Regions from separate parts of the Homo sapiens genome. Here region 2 is linked to region 1. A link is a contact called in ENCODE Hi-C data. All regions are on one chromosome and are shown on one strand. Each heading gives the region's core, a stretch centred on a gene start or an enhancer-like site at or near the end of the contact. The rest is flanking DNA. Distances are from core to core; before and after follow the strand shown. Region 1 holds the start of KL (klotho). Region 2 holds the start of STARD13 (StAR related lipid transfer domain containing 13).

Region 1 (5,438 bases), core at 698-3,197:
AATTAAAAGTGTTTAGAAATGGTTTTAGTACTGACTTTGTTCAGAATATGTGGCTGAATTCTAAATTTAAAAATAAGTCTTCCAGTAGGCCCACAAGTGATCAGAATTGGGTACCAAAAGTTGTACATTTAAACACTTTTATTAAAATGTTTATACATGTACATAAAATATTTTATTGTGATACAAAACTCTGTACAAAGTGTACTAACAACTGACATGATTATAAATGAATCCCCAAAACAATGGTGCCTAAATTTGAACACTAAGGAGAAAAAAGGAGGAAGAAATACTTGAGACAACTTTACCATGGCATAGCAATATTTCCTGCTGTCAAAATTAATAAAATATTTTGCACAAGGGTGTTACAATTAATTTTATCAGGCTAACAATGTCATAAGTGAGGAACCCTTTCAACTGTAGAGAGCACTGTGGAAATATAGATGTGGTAGAACAATCTATATCACCCTGCAGTTGTTTCTGTGTTTCTATGACTAGCTTTGTTTGAGATTGTATAAAGCGGTCTTCACACCCCGGTGAATAAGATTGGTGGATGCAGTTCCCTGCCCTGCCGCAGAAGGGACCTCCAAACACAGTTTAAATCTGACTCTCCGGGAGTTGTGTTTTGACACTTTCACAACAGTGTGAACTTGTGCCACAAGCAAGACAGATCTTATTGGATTAACACTGAACTCGTGACAGCTCCAGAGAGTAATGCTATCTGTGCGGCTTAAGAACAAACGTGTTTCTTTCATCCACCCTGCTCATTCTCTTCCTGCAGTTACTCCTAGCAAATCCTCCCCGCCCTCACCTCTAGGAATTCCTCTACACCCAGAGAAAGGAGTTTCTTTCCTCACTGCGGAAACCTATCACCGCTTCCTTTCCACAGATGGACTCCAAGGGGCACTCACTCGTGTGCCCACTAAGGGATTTCTCTCCTAATTCCACGCCTTCCAAGGGAAGTCAGAACTGCTCAGTTTCCCCCGGTGACCACATACACGTGTCCAAGTGAAGCCTCGTCTGGGGGAGACTCAGTTCCCACACTTCCCCCTGGCCCCTGTGGAGGCCCTCTGTCTCCCCTGCGTGGCCCTCCGCCTGGCCCCTCGCACTCACCAGGAGGAGGTTGTGCGCCACCAGGTACCCGAGCCGCGGGCTGCCCCGGATGCCGGGGGCCAGGCGCCCGGTGGCGTAGCCGTGCCAGGCCACCACGTAGGGGTTGTCGATGGTGATCCAGTACTTGACCTGACCGCCGAAGTGGCGGAAGCAGAGCTCCGCGTAATCCCTGAAGTGGTCGGCCAGGGCGCGGTTGGCCCAGCCGCCGTAGGCGTCCTGCAGGCGCTGGGGCAGGTCCCAGTGGTACAGGGTGACCACGGGCTGCACGCCCAGCTCCCGCAGCCGCTCCAGCAGGCGCCGGTAGTAGCGCAGCCCCTCGCGGTTGGGGACGCCCGCGCTGCCATTGGGGAGCACTCGCGCCCACGAGATGGAGAAGCGGTAGTGAGTGACCCCGAGCTCGCGCAGCGCCTCCGTGTCGCGGAAGACGTTGTTGTAGCTGTCGCTGGCTACGTCCCCGGTGGCGGGCTGCAGCGGCGACGGGGCGCCCAACGGCAGACTGGCGTTCCGGGAGTCTCCCGGGGGTGCCAGGGGGTGGTGGGTGAACGTATCCCAGATGGACGCACCCTTGCCGTGCTGCTGCCAGCCGCCCTCGGTCTGGTAGGCGGCGCTGCCCACGGCCCAGAGGAAGCCGTCGGGGAAGGTGCCCTGGAAGAGGCCCGCGGCCTCGGGGGCAGGAGGCCGCGAGAAACGGGCCCAGGTCTGCGCGCCGTCGCCCGGCTCCGCACGCAGGCGGCGGCCGCCCAGGCCCAGCAGCACCAGCAGCAGCGACAGCGACGGCGGCGGCGGCCGCGGGCGGCGCGGCGGGGCGCTGGCGGGCATGCTGCGCGGGAGCCAGGCTCCGGGGCCCCGCGCCGCGCCCCTTTATGCCCGCGCCCCGCCGCGCCCGCCCGCCCACCGCCGGCGCGCCCACCCCCGCTCCCCGGCGGGCTCCGCTGGCAATAATTACCTGCGAGCCGGGACTGCCTCCGCCCTGGCACTGGGGGCGGGGGCAGGGGCGCCGAGGGCGAGGGGTGCCCGGGAGGGGCGCGGCAGCGGGCAAGGTGCGGCAGGCGTCGCCCGCGGACGTCGGAGAAAGGCACCTGTTTCTCCCAGCTCCCGGGAGCCGTGCAGGACGTTTCGTGGACGCTCAGGTTCATTCTCTTTGCCTGCCGCGCGTCCTCTGAGAGCAGCCCTGGAGCGGCTTCGTCGGGGAGAAAAGGCGCCGACCAACTTTCCCCGACTTGGGGGCGGGATCCTGCCGGGCCCTAGCGGAGCGCGCCGCTGGGGAAGCACCTGCTCTCACTTTTCTCCCACTCGGAGGCCCAAAGAAGCTCCGGCTGGACATTGCTGGAGCCAATTAGGGACTGGCCGAAATCCTAGAGGGACTGCCAGGTGGGACAGCCGAGGGGGAACTTCGCCGTGCGCTGAAAGGGATTCCCCCTTAGGTGAGATGCTCGCGGGGAGACGCGCCCACCCGCGCCCCTCTTTCGAGGAAGACAAAGTAGATTTATGGGTTGCGTTGGGACTGGGGTTTTGCTCTCCCTTTTACTGTTACCTTTTAATAATTTCAAACCAGCACTCTATCTTTGATTAGATCTCTCAGAATACCCTGGTGAACTTCAAATCACAGTCGTTGATTGTTCTCCTGAAAAACCAAACACCAAGTTTCCAATTTTGAGTAAATCTCATTCACCTTTATTATCCTTTGGCATCTGTGTTACCTTTCGGCTCTGACTTAGCAGGTAATCTGTGCAAAGTTGTGCGCACAGGTCTGCTGGAGCGGGAGGTCCCTGGGTCGCACATTTGCCATCTGAGCTGTGGAGGGAAAGGGGAGGGAGAATTTAGCCGGAACACCCATTCCCATCCTCTACAATACAATGGAGCCATGACGTTTTTCCTGTTGCCAAAGAGCCCTTTTGACAGAAGTTGCAGAGCCACAGTGTCCATTTGGATGTGGGTAGATAGGATTGTGGCTAACCGAAATACAGTTGGTGGAGACTGAGAAGGTCTAGGCTCCACCTTTGTGATTTGGGGCAGGAAACCTCTGTAAGCCTAAGTTTCCTCCTCTATAAAATAAGGATGTCCTGTCTGCCCTGCCGCCTCAGAGGCTTGTGAAGTCCAGTGAAAAACTGCGCAAAGGTGACTCAAAGACAGAAAGCCCAGACAAGTGAAGGATCTTGCTAATATCCCTACCTCCCTACCCAGTAAGTCGTGCCTTAGTTTCCTCACCCGTACACGTGTGTTGAATGACCAAGATCCTCACAGAGGTGCATCCATTCTCCCCCAGTGATCTATCTTCCCTGCATTATTTAATACAAATTTAAAGGCAATAACATTTTAAATGTTGCAGATGAAGGTGCTTTTATTAATTCCCCTGAAATATAAGCACAAATTTATTCCAGTATTTTATGAAATATTCCCAACTCCAGCCAGCATATATTACCATGATTAGTAAGATTAAGTCTTCAGATTGAAACAGAGTTACTGCCATTCTGTTAAATATAGCATTTACATTTTTTCAATAAATACGAAATAGCAAACCATGACACTTCAGCAATTTTAAAAAATTACAGCACACAACTTCACTGTCACGCTGTCTTCCAGCTAAATTTAAAAAGCTACGTCTACATGGAGTATCACATTTCCCTTCTAGAAGTGAAGATTGGAGTGTCTGTTGGGTTGTAGCTTGTTAAGTTTCAATTAGAAATGCTTCATGGGTCTCATGGAAAATCGCTTAAGCTAAGTATTCATTTATTGATGTATGGTCTGTTTGCTCAGGGCAGATTTTATCTATTGCTATTTTTACTTGACCAGCAGCATTTTTTAAATTTTAAAGCAGTGATTAAAAAGCAAGACCAAGTTAACTAAACGTTTCACATTTGAAATTTGTCTGCCACATAGGCACATGCATCTCAAAGCTTTAAGCATTCCAAGACATGTTCCCAGATGATTGTTCATTTAACCCAGTGATAAAGATTGCATGATGATTAAACTTTATTTCCAGAACTTTCTGTTTATTAAGGTTCTGTTCATGGTTACTAAGTTCTGGGTTCCACAAGTGTGAGACGGAGTCTCACTCTGTCGCCCAGGCTGGAGTGCAGTGGCATGGTCTCTGCTCACTGCAACCTCTGCCTCCCAGGTTCAAGCAATTCTCCTGTCTCAGCCCCCCAGTAGCTGGGATTATAAGGGCACACCACCACACCTGGCTAATTTTTGTATTTTTAGTAGAGACAGGGTTTCACCATGCTGACCAGGCTGGTCTCAAACTCCTGATCTCCTGTGATCCACCCACCTCGGTCTCCTAAAATGCTGGGATTACAGGTGTGAGACACTGTGCCCGGCCTAGTGCTGCTGCTTATTTATTTTGGCTTTATTTTGGTTTTTATTTTTTACAACCACCTTCAAACATCTGAAACTTGGGTTTCAAATGCAAATAAGAGATTAATTACTTGCTGTGCTTTGAACAGGAAGGTGAAGTTATTGATGCATTGAAGAAAAGGACATTGTAAATTTATTTACTGACTTTGATTTTGGTGACAATTTCAACACTGAAAGTTGTCAACAATCTGATCAACTTTTCCTCCATTCTCCACATTCCTTCATCCAGTGCCTTCCCACCTGTTCTCTTTCCTATTGTGTTCCCAGGACGATGGGAGCCTTTTAACACCAATGGAGCAGGAGATGCACTGATTCACATGCACCCAAATACAACACCAACCCCACAAGCTCTCAGCTCACCAGTCACAGACATCACCTTCTACGGACATATTTTTATTTCACTGAGCTACAACTACGGGCAAGGCAACGACGAGCTGTGTGGAGACTTCAAAACATAGAGGACAACCTCTGCCCTCAAAGACAACATCCAACTGAAGAAAGGATCAAGAAAGATGAAAATAAATAAGTTGTTTGATTATGCTGTGTTAATAAATGACCCATAGAATAATTGTCAGAGAAATTCAGAAGAAGAAGAAATTACCCTATTTTGAGTTGTTTGGAAAAGTTTAACAGAGAAAAATATGACAATATCTGGGGTTTAAAGAGTAAAACTCGCACAAAGACCTGGAGGGAAGGAATCAAGAGATGCCAACACTGAAGAAAAAAACATGTTCATAGTGTATTCGTGGTGAAAAGAAAGGGTTTTTGTGCGCAAGGAAGTAATGGACCAAAATGCAGTAGTCCCAGTGCCTAGAATCATGCTGAGCACAAAACAAGTATTTGTTTAATGAGCAAATGAAAGTAGAGTTTCATTTGTCCAGTTAACAAAATACACAAGTATTCCCTGCCCTCCTCTTTTTAAAATTAATTAATTAATTAATTTTTAACAGACAAAAAATTATATATATTTT
Region 2 (5,438 bases), core at 1,388-3,887, 270 kb before region 1:
GGCTGAGGCAAGAGAATCACTTGAGCCCAGGAGTTGGAGACTACAGTGAACTATGATTGCGCCACTGCAATCCAGCCTGGGAGACAGAGTGAGGCACCATCTTAAAAATAAATAAATAAATTCAATTCTTGCTCTTTATTGCTAAGATTATTTTAATGAAATATTATATGTAGTCATAAATACAAACTTATGATCTTAATGTTTTCAGAACCAGACACCCCAGCACTTTCAACACATTCATGACTATGCAAAAAGGAGACAATGTAAGTTTTATTGTCGTTGTTATTGTTTTATCTAGTAACCTCGCCTTGACACACTGCAATCCTTCTCAGGAAGAATCATTCCACTTGTTTTCATAATAGAATGCAGCCAAGTCAGCAATGAACTGCAAGGTTGGCATTGGAAATGGCCGGTCTATCTTTAAGTGCTCTCCAAAGCTATAAAAAGCTACGTATTTTTTCCTCACCTTTACCTTTTTACCTTTTCCTCACCTTTACTTGGTTTCCCAGAACATGTTCAATGTTCTCAAGTCCCATGCTCCCCTCTTCTTTCTCTCTCCACCCTCCTTCCATTCTCTTCCAGTAAAAAAGTGATAACCACCAAGTGTCTGCCTTGAACAAAAAGTTATGACACAGATGCTCCCAGTGTTGGACCATCAAGCCGAAAGCACGTGCACAAAGCAGCTGATGCAAGCACCTTAATTGGACGGCCACCGGTGCGGACTGAGCTGGGCTCATGAACCTTCCAGGCAGCCAACTTTGCAATATGGTGCTCGACCTTTCTCCATTCGAGCTTCTGCCGAGCAGTTCCTTAGGTCTCAGATCCCTTTCACCTTCCACAGACGATGCTATGGAACAGAAAAACTGCTGCTCAAATCCTAAATAAGAATGGAAAGTGCACAGTATGGCCCCATAGATCTTTCTTTCCCTTCCTGCCATGAAGCCAACCTGAAAACAAAGACATGATGACTCTTGTGTAACCACCCGAAGAGGCTGACAATTACCAACTACGTGAGGTAGTAGGCAATTGTCACATGCTGGGCTGCAGAGATCGTGCTTAACTTGTTTATTCTCATAGCGGGACAGTTATACAAGACGAGCTGCTTCTCAGAATCAGGCTAGCAACAATTCCCTCAGGGAAAGTTGTTAAGGCTTATGGGCCTCGGAGAGCCAGAGTAAGAAGAATCAAAGTCCTAATTTAAATCCTGTTAAACTTTTAATTTGGAAATAATGTAGAAATAATTTCTCATTATTAGACTATAAATTCCCAGCCAGGCTATGTTTCCGTCAGCCAAATGTAGAAGCAACTTGGTCATATACTTTTTGTATCAAAGAACTTTATTCTTTCAGCCCCAGGCTCAGAATTTGATAACATGTTTTCTGTGGACTTTTTCTCTTCACATCAAACAATGTTAAAGAAGAAAAACAGGGAAAATTATAATGACATATACATATATGTCACTCAGTGTGTGTATGTATATATATACACACATATATACACATATATATACACACATATATATATACACGTATATATATACACACACACTCAGATATGGCCAAACTGAATTACTAGCAGTTTGCTTAAACCATATACTCTGGTTCTGGATCTGCACACATGGGTACCTACAGTCTCTTGCAAAGCCCTCCCCAGCCTCTGCCTATCAGAATTCCCCCCATTTTAAAAAGCCTATCCAAATGTCTCTTTCTCTATCTGGCTTGCAATCATCACCCCAGTCAAAAATAATATTGCTCACCTAGCATTGTGTTTGCGTCCTTTTTGAGACATATATATGGCCTCATGTTAGAAGCTTTTGTATAACTTCTCAATGGGTCCTTAGCAGGTTGATGACAGTATCTTTGAAGTACCTTTGCAACTTCTGCAGTGATTCTTGTCTTAAATGATTCAGTGTCTTAAATGTGATAGGCACCTTCTAAGTATTTTACCTCTAGGTGATTAAAAATTGGGGAAGTAGAGAAATCAAAGAGGAAAGGATGCTTAATACGTAACGCGTGTGTACTTTGCCTCTCTGAGTCTTATCTGTAAGAGCCCTCCAATTCCCATCACGTGAGGGTCAGGATCTGTGGTGTATTCACTCCTGGTGTTAAAGCCCTTGAAGTTTATTTTTCACTGGAAAAGTTTTTATTTGAGTTGTTTCTTGATAATGAAGGTGGTGGCTTACGCTCAGCTGTTGATGCTTGTTTGAAGTAGTTTTTTTTTGTTGTGTTGTGTTTTTTAAATTTAAGAGATTTATCAGGTCCATCTTTTACCTGGCTGCTGCTGCCCTGTAGAAAGCGAAGGAGCTTTCTCTAACTTTGACAGGCTGAAAAGTTTCCTGAGCCCTGGACTTGTTTGTCTTCTACTTGTTTTGCCCTTCCCTCTCTCTTTTTCTTTCGACTCCTTTAGTGAGGGCTGCTTTTGGGTGCTTCGTCAGCTCTGAGGCACGTCAAATACGTGTATTTTGCTTTCAGCGTTGTGTGAGGGACCCTGGCGGCTGGAACTGCCTCTGGTCGGGGCTTAGGGCTGACTGCAAACGTTCCCATTTTCCTCTCTTCCTCTCATTGGTTCCCGAGGTCACGTGAGGGCCCCGGGGGTTGGAATTCTGAGTTGTGGCTTTGGCACTCCTCTTTCTTTTTAAAAATCGCTGGGTCTGTTGAGCTGTCCTGGGCTGGGTGCCTTGCTCTTTGACTGAGACTGGAGACAGACGGCAACAGCCACAGGCAGACTGAGGTGGCAATAGGAAATCTGCCGAGATGTTCAGTCAGGTGCCCAGGACCCCAGCCTCAGGCTGCTACTACCTAAATTCCATGACACCTGAGGGCCAGGAGATGTACTTGCGATTTGATCAGACTACAAGACGCTCTCCTTACAGGATGAGCCGGATTCTAGCACGCCATCAGCTAGTGACTAAAATTCAACAAGGTGAGTGGCCGGCAGTGGAAGGCTGTTGCTCATTCTGATTTCTGTTGGCTCTATTTCATGCTAACCCAGTTTTTTTTGTTTGTTTGTTTCCACTTTATAACATATGGATTTCTATGCCACACTACCCGTAACTTTGAAAAATAACTTTAGGCTGCAGTTTTCAGCAAACAGGACAGTCCTTAGCTGCCACATAGCTCAACATAAAGTGCACAAAAAACTTCACGGTGGGACAGTGAATCATAAATTCCCAAACTGACGTGTGTCTACAGAACAGATGAGAACTGTTACTCAGTGTGTATCTTAGGAGCTTTTCTGCAGTTTCCTCACACTCCGTCACATTTAAAATGTGGACACTTGTTTATTTCATTAGGGAGGAGGCGAGGGACTAATGTCCACCCTGCCCAGAGTATTTCGAATATCCTTAGTGAAGAGGAGGAAAGCAAGAATTCTGTTCTAAAGGCCACCAGGCTAAGCACTAGAATCGCATTCTCTTCCTGTTTGTATGTTTATGTCAGCAGTTGCCACAGATGTGTTAATATTGTTTTCCTGGTAGAGAATTAAGGTGTTCGTTCATCTCAAAACAAATCCCGTAACCTGCACACAAAACTCCAGCTTCCTAATGCAAAGAGAAGAGAATATTGATTATAAGCTGCTTGATATTCTTTTTATTCCCAGCCCCTCAAAATACCAGCCTGGAAGTCTGGACATTACTAAAATTTACCAGTCTCAAAAAAAAAAAAAATTTAAAACATGCTCCTTATAGGGTATATCAGTAGAAAGCAGAAAGACGAACATTCCTAAGAAGCCCCTAACACACACGTTTACAGTCAGTTAATGATCACCCTCCTCCTAGACTACAAAAAAGAAATTATTATATTGGTGCTAAATAAGTTAACCAGGAATTTTTAGAGCCGTTCCTAAGAAGCCCCTAACACACGTTGACAGTCAGTTAATGATCACCCTCCTCCTACACAACAAAAAAAGAAATTATTATATTGGTGCTAAATAAGTTAACCAGGAATTTTTAGAGCCATTATAAAAATACAGTTTCCACTTAAATAAATGAGTTTAAGATTATATTGAATATTAAAGAGGAAGTTGGGGTTTGTAATCATGAAAATCTTATTGTAATGTTTCCAGAAAGAACAATATGTATTCTAGCGGGCAGCATTTGATGAGATTGTTTCCTTGGAAATTAGGATTTGTTTGTAAAGGTTCAGGAACTAGTTATGTGTGAAGGATGCTGGTCCTTCCTACATGCTGGTCTGATTTCAGGAAGGATATTATGTCATTGCATAAACTCTGTGTCCAGGTCTTGATTGAATAGAAACAAAAGTAATTATTTCCCTGTGGCTAGATTTAAAAATACTTTAGGCTTAGAATAAAAACCAGCTCCACTTTGGTTTTAGAAATTTCTGACAATGGTGCCTTTCCAAATGCCATCATCTTTATGAACACCGAGGCTTAATGATGCGCTATCATCTACAAGATATAAATGTTCCTCAGCATGCATATCATATGAGAAATATTGCAGAGAACTAGCTGAAATTGCTTTGCAGACCTCCTTAGATGTATTTACAATAATTTATTTTATTTAAATATTATTTATGTTCTTTTTGGAATGAGGGTTATTTTTCCATTCAAGATTTGAAGTTGTGAACACATGCACTATCACTGAACGTGCCCTGTCACACAGACATATGGGCACCCTCAGTTTATGTTTCATTTTTGTCTAATTAGGTAATTTGAGAATTCCCTCTTTTTTATACTGGGCAATGGAGTGTTTGAAGTCAATGAATGCCTAACACTTAAAACTGACAGTTAAGATCACAGGGAAGCAATAAAGATTTCCAACAGTCTTGTGATTCAGAAATCATTATGTGTTAACATCATACAACTCTTTAGTAAGACAATGAGAAAGCAATGTGAAACAATTTTATTGAGTTTATTGTATTAGAAGATTGGTTTACTGTAATTTCAGAGAATGTGGATTAAACAGTTACAGCATACCAAAATCATTGTAGTTAATTTTTTTTATTATGCCCATTTTACAGATGAGAAAACAGAGGCACACAGATTTCAAGCATCTTATCCAAGGTCACCCAGTAGGAACTGATACTTGAATACAGCTTGACAGTCCATGCTCTGCAATACACTAGACTATTTTTTAGTTTTTATAATGAGTGCTAAAGTACTGAACCTATGATTGAGTTTCAGATTATATAATATACTAGAGACTTTTTAGACTTTTCTACTCAGGATACAGCAATACACTATATTATAGGACCAGAATTGGTCACTCATTATGAAATTTCCTGTCAGGTTATATTTCTCTAGTGGAAACAAAGTGCTACATGTTTTATTCTCTTTAACCAGTTACTACCCAATAACACAGGATGTCAAGTTATTTTACTAAAAGCTTTGTTTTCTTTTTGTTTTTGAGACAGAGTCTTACTCTGTCGCCGAGGCTGGAGTGCAGTGGTGTGATCATAGTTCACTGTAGCATTGACCTCCTG

The links. Hi-C counts contacts between places; a loop is a spot of excess contacts on that map. Pooled maps may share reads with other maps.
Region 2: a loop to region 1 is called in a map of sigmoid colon, with 2.7 times the contacts of the local background. The contact joins the promoter of STARD13 here to the promoter of KL in region 1. A Hi-C loop is called at or near these places in 1 of 168 maps with a recorded cell type or tissue (sigmoid colon) and 5 of 50 pooled maps.

What each region holds. Positions count from the first base shown.
Region 1 is chr13:33,012,932-33,018,369 of GRCh38, reverse strand. KL (klotho) reads right to left here and starts at 1,947. Exons shown (of 5, transcript NM_004795.4): 1 at 1,111-1,947. The coding sequence starts at 1,929. It overlaps LOC124903151 (translation initiation factor IF-2-like), which reads left to right and starts at 1,917. Exons shown (of 2, transcript XM_047430819.1): 1 at 1,917-2,534; 2 at 4,735-5,438. The coding sequence starts at 1,928. The coding sequence ends at 4,925. RefSeq lists enhancers at 922-981, 1,190-1,767, 1,768-2,343 and silencers at 1,052-1,151, 1,842-1,911.
Region 2 is chr13:33,282,954-33,288,391 of GRCh38, reverse strand. STARD13 (StAR related lipid transfer domain containing 13) reads left to right here and starts at 2,637. Exons shown (of 14, transcript NM_178006.4): 1 at 2,637-2,922. The coding sequence starts at 2,754. RefSeq lists enhancers at 2,335-2,464, 2,475-2,534.